Linked DNA regions of Homo sapiens: region 2 is linked to region 1. Evidence: read pairs that join two places in POLR2A ChIA-PET (ENCODE). Cell type or tissue: Panc1. All regions are shown on one strand. Links, peaks and the distances in the headings refer to the core of each region. The heading gives the core; the rest is flanking DNA. Region 1 has its middle 20 kb from the start of ERVV-1. Region 2 holds the start of LOC124904762 (a long non-coding RNA gene).

Region 1 (5,221 bases), core at 222-5,221:
GGGCGTGGTGGCAGGCCAGCCTGTAGTCCCACCTACTGGGGAGACTGAGGCAGGAGAATCGCTTGAATCCGGCAGGTGGAGGTTGCAGTGAGCCGAGATCTCGCCACTGCACCGCAGCCTGGGTGACAGAGCAAGACTCTGTCTCAAAAAAAAGAAAAAAAAAGTGTTTTTTTTTTTTGCAGGAACTCTGATGAAGCAGGCATTTTAGGTAAAAATGATTATAATTTTGTTCTGACGTCAGAGCAGAACTTATCATTAGAGAAGATGGAGCCATATTCTTCTTCTACCCATTATTAATTTTTTTAAATTTTAAAGACCACACAATGTATATATGTGTTGTGTAGTAAAAATTCAAAGAAAAGTTCACTTACGCATCCCCTTTCCTGTCCAGCCTTCCACCCGTTCCCATGGCTCAATGGGGAATCACTGCTGAGAGTTCTGTGGCAAGTCAGCGTAAGTCCTACAGAAATGTATTCAGACACCATTTTGAGATTTTAGAAAAAATTCTTTGATGAATGCGCCTGTCACCCAGACTGGAGCGCAGTGGAGCAATCTCAGCTCATTGCAGACTCCGCCCCCCAGGTTCAAGGGATTCTCATGCCTCAGCGTTCAGAGTAGTTGGGACTACAGGTGTGCACCACCAAGCCTGGCTGTTTGTTTATTTTTAGTAGAGATGGGGTTTCACCATATTGGCCAGGTGGTCTGGAACTCCTGGCCTCAAGTGATCCTCCCTCCTCAGACTCCCAAAGTGTTGGGATTTCAGGCGTGAGCCACTGAGCTCGGCATGATAAATGTTTTGTTGTGGTATTTTATCCTGCAAGTTTTGAAAATTTCCGTGTTTTGAAGGTAGGAAACACGATAGCTTGCTGTTTTCCTTTTTTTTTTTTTTTTTTTTTTGAGACGGAGTCTCGCTCTGTCGCCCAGGCTGGAGTGCAGTGGCGCAATCTCGGCTCTCTGCAAGCTCCGCCTCCCGGGTTCACGCCATTCTCCTGCCTCAGCCTCCCGAGTAGCTGGGATTACAGGCGCCCGCCGCCACGCTTGGCTAATTTTTTTGTATTTTTAGTAGAGACGGGGTTTCACCATGTTAGCCAGAATGGTCTCGATCTCCTGACCTAGTGATCCACCCGCCTCGGCCTCCCAAAGTGTTGGGATTACAGGCGTGAGCCACCGCGCCCGGCCGAAAAATCTTTCCAATGTAGTGAGAGTGGCAAAGCCTTTAATTGTAGCTCACTCTTAAGGAAACATCCGATAATCCATTTGGGAGAGGGAGAGAAACAATATGAAAGTGATGTATGTGGCAAAGTCTTTTATTATCGTGGTGGAGATGATATCTCATTTAGGGGAAGATTTTTTTTGTTTTCAATTATATTTTCTCAACATTTAAAAAGTGAAGTAAAGAGTATTTCTTGGCCAGGCGCGGTGGCTCACGCCTGTAATCCCAGCACTTTGGGAGGCCGAGTGGGGCAGATTACGAGGTCAGGAGTTCAAGAACAGCCTGGCCAACATAGTGAAACCTGGTCTCTACTTTTTAGTAGACAAAAAATTAGCCAGGCATGGTGGCAGGCGCCTGTATTCCTAGCTACTCGGGAGGCTGAGGCAGGAGAATCGCTTGAACCCGGGAGGCGTAAGTTGCAGCAAGCCAAGAACGCGCCACTGCACAGCAGCTGGGGTGACAATACGAGACTCCGTCTCAAAAAAGAAAGAAAGAAAAAGGGTATTTCTTGGGACAGGCACGGTAACTCACGCCTGTAAACTCAGTACTTTGGGAGGCTGAGGCAGGCAGATAACTTAAAGTCAGGAGTTCGAGACCAGCCTGGCCAACACTGTTAAACCTCGTCTCTACCAAAAAATACAAAACTTAGCCGGGCATGGGGGCGCACGCCTGTAATGCCAGCTATTCTGGAGGTTGAGGCAGGAGAATCGCTTCAACCCAGGAGGCAGAGTGTGCAGTGAGCTGAGATCTCGCCACTGCACTGCAGCCTGGGCGACAGACAAATACTCTGTCTCAAAAAAAATAAATAAATAAATAAAAAAGAAAAAGAAAAGAAAAAAGTAAGTGAAAAAAGAAAGTAATAGAGCTCTTCCACAAATGTGCTGGGACAAGTAACTGGATATCCACATGGAAAAAAATAATGTTGGATCCCTGTCTCACACCATAAAAAATTTTATTTACGAAAGTTTAAAAACAAAACAAAACAAAAAACAGAGAGAGAGTGACGAGGAAGGGAGTCCTGCGGGAGGGGGTGTTACTTTATCGCCCAGGCTGGCCTGGAGCCCCAGGCTCAGCGATCCTCCCGCCGCTGCTTCCTGAGTAGCTGGGAACTCAGGATCCCACCCCGCGCCCTCCCACGCCCCCTTGTGCGCCCGCATCTCTGCTGTGTTTAACCAGCAGGTGGTGACCTCACTCCTCCCTGGCCTGAGCACTCCATCCCGCATCCCAGGCGGTGGCTCTAGGGAAGTCTCTGAAGCTGACACAGGGTGGACTCTCCCTCTTGAGTGAGTGGAGAATAGAAAGGGAGAGGATTTCTATTCTGTTCTGTGGTCGTCAGCATGAAATAATACGTTCCGCCCAGGCAGGGCTTTGCATTTCACATTCTGGTTTGCATTCCCCTTCCAGACAGTTCCAGGGCTTTTGAATCATGCCTCAGCTTTCCTGGCAGGTCTCGTCTCCAAAACCCAAAAACACGCCGAGGCTGAGAGACTCACAGATCCCGCCCCGCCCTCTGCCGGTTCTATAGGGGAAGGTCTCTCCGCCTCGCGCCCCGCCCCCTGCCGGTTCTATAGGGGAAGGTCTCTCCGCCTCGCGCCCCGCCCCCTGCCGGTTCTATAGGGGAAGGTCTCTCCGCCTCGCGCCCCGCCCCCACCTCGCCCAGGCCCCGCCCACCCCCTGCCATGTCCCGCCGAGACCTGGCTTCTGTCCCGAGCGCCCAGTTTAGCGTAAACCGGGAAGCGGATCGCGTGGAGTGAAAGTCACCGCAGCGGTGAGTTTTGCTCTGTGTTGTGTTATGTCTGCGCTCCGCAGGTCCCTGGGACTTCTGTCCCAGGGGACGTGGGGTCCCCACATACCTGGAAATTTCTACCATTCTTCCTTCGCCCAGAGCAAATTTTTTTTTTTTTTTTTTTTTTTTTTTGAGACGGAGTCTCGCTCTGTCGCCAGGCTGGAGTGCAGTGGCTCGGTCTTGGCTCACTGCAACCTCCGCCTCCTGGGTTCAAGCGATTCTCCTGCCTCAGCCTCCTGAGTAGCTGGGATTACAGGCATGCGCCACCAGGCCCGGCTAATCCCCAGAGCAAAATTTGACGTCCCGGTGAGAGTCCAGAAGTCGCTTCCTTTTGGGTTTAAAGTCGCCCTGAGGCTAGACCCGTCCCCGGTCTTTCTGCTATAGGGCAACGTATACACTTCGTATCTCGTAGTTTTCCTGTTTGTAACTATTTTCTGACTCCCTCCACCCCGTGCTTTTTAAAGTCCTCACCCGAGAGGTGGATTCCCACCCTGGGCGCCTCCCACCCTCACCCTCGTCGGTCCCTGGAGCGCAGCGCCGCCTCCCCCGTCCCGAGGAGGCCGCATCCTCTGCCTGGTCCTGGGATCCTGCAGACCCCACCCTTGTCTTAAGGAGCCGTCGCCCCCTAACTCCCTCCTCGTGCCGGGCCCTGCTGCTCGCCAGGTCTCCCCTCAGCAGTCGCCGCTTCCTCTGAGTCCGCGTTGGGGAGGTGCCCAGGGCTTGTCCTGTGACAAGGGGTGTTCTTGCCTGCCCAGCCCCAGCCCCTGGAAAATGCACTCCTCTGGGATGCAGGCGTCTTACTCAAAACTCTCCTGTGATTGTGTGGGCCAAAGGAATCAGGAGACCGAGCAAGGGCAGTAGAAAACTCGAGACAGAGAATAGAACAATGAGAAAGGCCCATAACAGATGGCAAGGTGGAGGATGGGTGAGGGATTTGCCAAGAGACAGCAAGAGTGAAAAGAAAAAGTTAAGATAGCAGGAGGAGAAAACTGGAGAAATGTGGAGAGAAGCTAGATGTACAGAGAGATGAAGGACAGCAAGGTAGGGAGAGGGGCAGCAAAGAGGGGGACCTGGCTCATCAGAGTGAGGGAGAGGAGGAGGGATTTGGAGCCAGGGCAGACAGAGCAGAGTGGTGCTGGTGGCAAGAGGGAGAACCACAGCAGGGAGGACACCTGGAGGTCGGGGGTGCCAGAGAGTGGGGACAGGGGGTTTAACAGGGAAGAGAGAGTTTAACAGGGAGAGCAGAGGAGGCGCAGAGGTGGGAGAAGAGGTGGTAATGTATGGAGATTGAGGACGATCGAAAGACTGGGAAGAAGAAGCAACAAGAGGTTAAGTAAGTTGTGAGGATGGAGCAGAAGAGGTGGAAGAGAAGAAATAGACCAAAGAAGGGGATGGTGCGCACTTGTAATCCCAACTACTCTGGAGGCTGAGGCAGGAGGATCACTTGAGCCCAGGAGATCCAGGCTGCAGTGAGCCGAGATATGCCACTGCACTCCAACCTGGTCAACAGAGTGAGACCCTGTCTCAAAAGAATAAAAGGGGTGGGGACTTTGGGTTCAGATGAGTGGGTGAGTTCATTGGATATGATTAGTGTGACATGTTGACTTCTGTGTATATAATCTAATAACTAAAAACTTGTTTAAATTATACAGATGAGATTGAGAATTTTAAAATTCCTATCTATGAGTCATGTACATTCTATAAATCTTGGCATCAGAGGTCAGCTTCCACTTGGAATCCCTATTCAGCCAGAGGGCAGTGACTTATTCAGTTGTGAGTCACTCTCTTCCCTTTTCCCAGGGTGGCATAGGAAGTGGGGCAGTGAAGTGGGGAGACAAAAGCACTTTCTGTTATTACATGTGACTTTTAATTTAATTAATTAAATAATATTTTGAAACAGTGTCTGGCTCTATCACCCAGGCTGGAGTGCAGTGGCGTGATCTCTAACTGTAGCCTCGACCTCCTGGGCTCAAGCTGTCCTCCTACCTCAGCCTACCAAGTAGTTGGGACCACAGGCGTGAGCCACCAAGCCCGGCTAGTTTTGTTTTTTTTTGTTTTTTTGTTTTTGTTTTTTGTAGAAATGGGGTTTTACTGTGTTTCCCAGGCTGGTCTCAAAATCCCGGGCTTAAATGATCCTCCTGTTTGGACTCCCAAAGTACTGGGATTACAGGGATGAGCCACCACGCTTCTCCTACATAGTACTTTTTTTTTTTTTCAGACGG
Region 2 (5,488 bases), core at 288-5,287, 68 kb before region 1:
TGAGATACCATGTAATACAGGGTATAGGGCTATTGATACGGAAATCCTTTGTGTGTGTATCTTTGGGGGTGGGGGTCATTAGCTTACCACAACCATCTCATCGTGTACAGTATTATGCCTTCCTTTTTGGTCTCTATTATTTTTCTTATTTCAATTACTAGTATTATTATTTTCTAGATGGGGTCTTGCTTTGTTACCCAGGCTGGAGTGCAGTGGTGCAGTCAGACCTTACTGCAGTCTTGAACATTTGGGTTCAAGGGATCCTCCTGCCTCAGCTTTCCAAAGTGCTTAAATTACAGGCGTGAGCCACCTCGCCCAGCCACCAGCCAATTTTCAATTTTTTTTTTTTGTAGAGATAGATAGGGTCTCCCCATCTTGCCCAGTCTGGTCTCAAATTCCTGGACTCAATCAGTCCTCCTGCCTCAGCCTCCCAAAGTGTTGGGATTACAGACATGAGCCACTACCCTCAGCCAAGAATTGCTAACACTATGTGGAATAGAAGTGGTAAGAGTGTACGTCTTTGCCTTGTCCCCAACCCTGGGAAGGAAACTTTCACTTTTTGACCATGATATATGATGTTTGCTGTAAGGTTTTGTAGGCACCATATTGAGGAAGTTTTCCAACATACTGTTTTCCATAGTGGGTGTGCCATTGTGCATTCCCACTGCCAAGCGTAGGAGGATTACAGACTCTCCTTGCCTGTGAAGTAGGTTCACTTCGCACTGGTTACCGAATGTCTGACTCCAGTGAGACAGAACCCATGCACACAAGTTCAATAAAGTGAGTTGACTACTGACAGGCAACAAGGGGCAGTAGAAGCCTAGGACTGATTCATTGCAAGCTGGTCCCCCAAGGCTCAGGAAAACTGCTTGGGGAAGATGGAGTCTCATCTACTGGTGTCCCACCGGCACTGATGCTGAGGGACCCCAGAGAGCACCCACCCTAGGTTTTATGGCACATGGCCTCGTGATGAGCCGCCCTAAAGCACTGAAGGACATCCTGTTCTTTGAAAGGGGGGCAGGGGGCTCTGGAATGGAGCCCGGCTGCTTTGGCCAGTTTCTTCATATTTCAGGGTGTTACCTTCAGAATAACATTCTGAAGTTATTCTTGAGAACTACAAGCAAGGAAGGGGAGAAAAATAAGGTTGTTCCTTTAATGTATACATCCCACGGTACCTTACTTCTACAAAACCAAAAGACAGCTCAGGAAGCCTTATCAAATTTGCTGTCTCCACATCTCCTGTTGGAACTTTCAAGTGCCAATTAACAGTATCAAGTTAATTAAGAAGAGAATGGATGGGGGAAAATAGTTGAGATTCAAAGGACTTCTCCTCATGAAGGTGGAAATTTTAAAATCGTCATTAAGAAAAAAGGTGAATAAAGCAAGCATTCACAGGCTGGGTATGGTGACTCACACCTGCAATCCCAGCACTTTGGGAGGCCGAGGCGGGTGGATCCCTTGAGGTCAGGAGGTCGAGACCAGCTTGGCCTACACAGTGAAACCCTGTCTCTACTAAAAATACAAAACAATTAGCTGGGTGTGGTGGCGCACACCTGTAATCCCAGCTACTCTGGAGGCTGAGGCAGGAGAATGGCTTGAACCTGGAATGGGGAGCTTGCAGTGAGCCAAGATCGTGCCACTGCACTCCTCCAGTCTGGGCGACAGAGCGAGACTCCGTCTCAAAAAAAAAAAAAAGCATTCATAAAATGAAACTAAGCGGGGAAAGGTAGGGGAGAGTCATGGCTCTCCTCCCAGCAGAGTGGAAATCTTTAGATGGTAATTAAGAAATGGGATGACCAGCCTGGGCAACATGGCGAAACCCTGTTTTACAAAAAAATACAAAAATTAGTCAGGTGTGGTGGTGAACTTCTGTGGGCCCAGCTAACTCAGGAGGCCAGGATGGGAGGATCACTTGAGCCCAGGAGTTTGAGGCTGCAGTGAGCAGTGATTGGACAACTGCACTCCAACCTGGGTGAGAGAGCGAGAGCCTGTCTCAAAAAAAAAAAAAAAAAAAACGGGATGAGTAAAATGGAAATGGAAATTGATGAAGTTGAAACAAAGGTCTTAATACAACAGTTTCGAAGATTGGGTGAACCAAAGGAGCCCCTGGCTGTCCTGCAGCATTAAAGGGTTCCACACAAGTCTGCATGGCTCATGAGTCATGAAAATGTGATGAGATATGGTGGTGGACGTGGCCTGCAGGGCCATTACCAATGCATGCAGTTTGGCTAATTAGGCAGAATGTCTATGTCTAGTCTTAGTCAAGAATGGCCATCCACTGGCTGAATGGCCATTCACTGGGTCAAAGAATGGCCATCCACTGGGCTGAAGCCCAGTAGACCCTGTGTGTTTATTGTTTTGCAGAGACATCAGTAAACCATGCCATACACTTGGTGGGCATATATGTGAATCTTGGGTCCCAGGTAGCCACAAGAGGAGCCAGAGGATCCTTTAAGGACTGTTTGACCCCTTCTTGTAAGCTACCCATTTGTTCATGGAGTATACTGGTCCCTTGAGGTTCTGCTGTGCCTCATCTTGAATATGCCAGTTCCATTTTATAGTTGAGCTCTATTGAGCCTGTCCAATTTTATCGATAAGGTTTGTGAGCACCCGAGTGAGAATGGGCAGTTCATGTTACAGGGTGACACAGAGCTCTGGCTATAAGATGCACCGTTCCCACCAGTGTCCAACAGCAAGCAAGGAGTTACGTTGAAGAGGTATATATGTGGTGGGTAGCTCAGGTAACTTACATGTCCAAAACCCAACGAGGTTGATTCACGCACTGTGTTTTCGGGCTTTAAGTAGCCAGGGGTGTGGCCCAGCCAAAACAGGGAAGGGGGTGATGGAGTGTCTCCTAGGTAGCTTGCTCCCAGGAGGTAGGGAGCTGCAGTAGCTCAGTTGGGAAATGGTGGACAGGTGTGAGCCACTGCACCTGGTCTACATGAGCTCTTTATTTTTTCCTCCTCTTTTTTTTTTTTTTCTTTTTTTTTTTTGGTAGAGATGGGGTTTCATCATGTTGCCCAGGCTGGTCTTGAACTCCTGAGCTCAAGTAATCCATCTGCCTTGGCCTCCCGAAGTGCTGGGATTACAAGCATGAGCCAACATACCCGGCCATACACAAGCTCTTTCTATGGAACGGTACAGGGCCGGGTGAGGTGGCTCATGCCTGTAATCCCAGCAATTTGGGAGGCCAAGGCAGGTGGATCATTTGAGGCCAGGAGTTCGAGACCAGCCTGACCAACATGATGAAACCCCGTCTCTACTAAATACAAAAAAAATTAGCCGGGCGTTGTGGCACATGCCTGTAATCCCAGCTACTTGGGACGCTGAGGCAGGAGAATCACTTGAACCAAAGAGGTGGAGGTTGCAGTGAGCCGAGATTGCACAAGTGCACTTCAGCCTGGGCAACAGAGTGAACCTTTGTCTCAAAAAATAATAATAATAAAAAAATAAAGGAATAGTGCAGCTGTGTGAACTCCAGGTAGCTTAGGAGAATTTTAACAGAAGACGAAACATGGCTTTACCAGTACAATGCTGAAAAAACCACAATCAAAGCAATGGTTACCAAGAGGTGGAAATAGTCCAGTCAAAGCAAAAGGCTGACCAGTGAACCTTGGCTCTGTGGCACACACCTGTAATCCCAGCATTCTGGGAGATGGAGGCAGAATGATTGCTTGAGCCTAGGAGTTCAAGACCAGCCTAGGTAACATAAGGAGACTCTGTATCTACAAAAAATTATAAAACAATTAGCCAGGCATGGTGTTGTGTGCCTGTGGTTCCAGCTACTTGAGAGGCTGAGGTAGGAGGATCACTTAAGCCCAGGAGGTAAAAGTTGTGGTGCACCATGATTGCGCCACTGCACTCCAGCCTGGGCAACAGAGTGAGACTCTTTCTCAATAATTAATTAATTAAAATAAGCTGAGCGGTGAAGAACAAAGTTCATGGCAATAGTTTTTTTTTTTTTTTTTTTTTTTTTTTTTGGCGGTGGGGGATGCACAAGGCATTTTGCTTGTCGACTTTCTAGAGGGACATAGAATAACACTTATTTATTTTTAGAGCATTTTTGAGAAAGTTACCCAAAGCTTTAGCAGAAAAATGTCCAGGGAAACTTCACCAGCGTCCCTCTCCACCATGACAATGTTCCTGGTCATTCCTCTAATTAAACAACGGCAGTTTTGCAACAGTGGGTTGCAATGAGAAATCATTAGGCATCCACCTTACAGACCTGATTTGGCTGCTTCTGACGTCTGTTTCCTAATCTTAAAAAGAAAAAAAAAAAAAAAGTGCCGGGCGCAGTGACTTACGCCTGTAATCCCAGCACTTTGGAAGGCTGAGGCGGGTGGAACACCTGAAGTTGGGGGTTCCAGACCAGCCTGTCCAACATGGAGAAACCCTGTCTCTACTAAAAATACAAAATAGCCAGGTGTGGTGGTCAGCTACTCGGGAGGCTGAGGCAGGAGAATCGCTTGAACCCGGGGGGCGGAGGTTGCAGTGAGCCGAGATCGCGCCATTGCACTCCAGCCTGGGCAACAACAGCGAAACTCAATCTCAAAAAAAAAAAAAAAAAAAAAGTTTAGATATTATCGATTTAAGCATAGTATGATTTAAAGAAAGTTTATCTCGGCCGGGCTCCTTGGCTGATGCCTGTCATCCCAGCACTTTGGGAGGCCGAGGTGGGCGCATCACTTGAGGTCAGGAGTTTGAGACCAGCTTGGCCAACATAGTGAAACCCCGTCTCCACTAAAAACAAAAATTAGCCGGGCGTGGTGGCACGCGCCTGTAATCCCAGCTAGTCCAGAGGCTGAGGCAGGAGAATCGCTTGAGCTTGGGAGGCAGAGGTTGCAGTGAACCGAGATCGCGCCATTGTATTCCAGGAGCCTGGGGGACAGAGCGAGACTCCATCTCAAAAAAAAAAAAAAAAAGTTTATCTCAAAGTTATTTGAGGTTTTGTCAACCGTGGAACCGAATAACAAGTATAAGGAAGAACAATACAATTCATATCTATTTTTTTTTAAAAGTTATTGCGTGTTTTAAAGCAGCAGTTGGTGATCTGGCTTACTGCGGGTTTTAGCCTTCCACGGTCCACAGCCCACGGTCCAGGTGTTGTCCTATAAAAGTCTCTGGAAGCACAGACTTGACTCTTCCCCTGAGATAGGTATGGGATAGAAATGGAAAGGAGGATCCTTTGGGCAATAGCATTACGTATCACATTTGTTCCGGGCAGTTTTGCATTTCACAGTCTAGTTTGCAACCCCTTCACAGATAATTTCAGGGCTTTTAAAGTAAGTTACTCCAATTAATTTGAATTGCAGGAACTTTCCTGGATCCAATCACTCACTGCTCCTCCTGGACCCCCCTCCCCCCACCGAATTCGCAGTTCCCAGACCGCTGAGCTGCAGGAGACTCCCTAGCAGGATCGGGTCCAACCTGCTGGCAAAAATAGTTTTGAGATAAACCGTTTTCATCTTGGTGGGAAGAAAACATTTTG

Evidence for each region. ChIA-PET counts read pairs that join two places held together with the same protein. Peaks named below come from ENCODE experiments on the same cell type or tissue, not always from the same donor. Only the 100,000 strongest peaks of a DNase experiment are listed, where the experiment ranks them.
Region 2: POLR2A ChIA-PET joins it to region 1 with 13 read pairs; 3 of 35 experiments call an interaction of 5 or more read pairs at or near these places.

What each region holds. Positions count from the first base shown.
Region 1 is chr19:52,991,240-52,996,460 of GRCh38, reverse strand. It overlaps the pseudogene ZNF702P. Among named protein-coding and RNA genes, the nearest start is that of ERVV-1, 20 kb to the left of the region's middle. RefSeq lists an enhancer at 3,600-4,219. In Panc1, for the core only: CTCF peaks have their summits at 2,506 and 2,707 (motif pointing left); DNase peaks (open chromatin) are centred at 2,620, 3,930, 4,750, 5,120 and 3 weaker places; H3K4me3 peaks cover 3,285 bases; H3K27ac peaks cover 2,759 bases.
Region 2 is chr19:53,058,620-53,064,107 of GRCh38, reverse strand. LOC124904762 (a long non-coding RNA gene) reads left to right here and starts at 4,888. Exons shown (of 2, transcript XR_007067330.1): 1 at 4,888-5,488. In Panc1, for the core only: no CTCF peak of the experiment used is centred there; no DNase peak of the experiment used is centred there.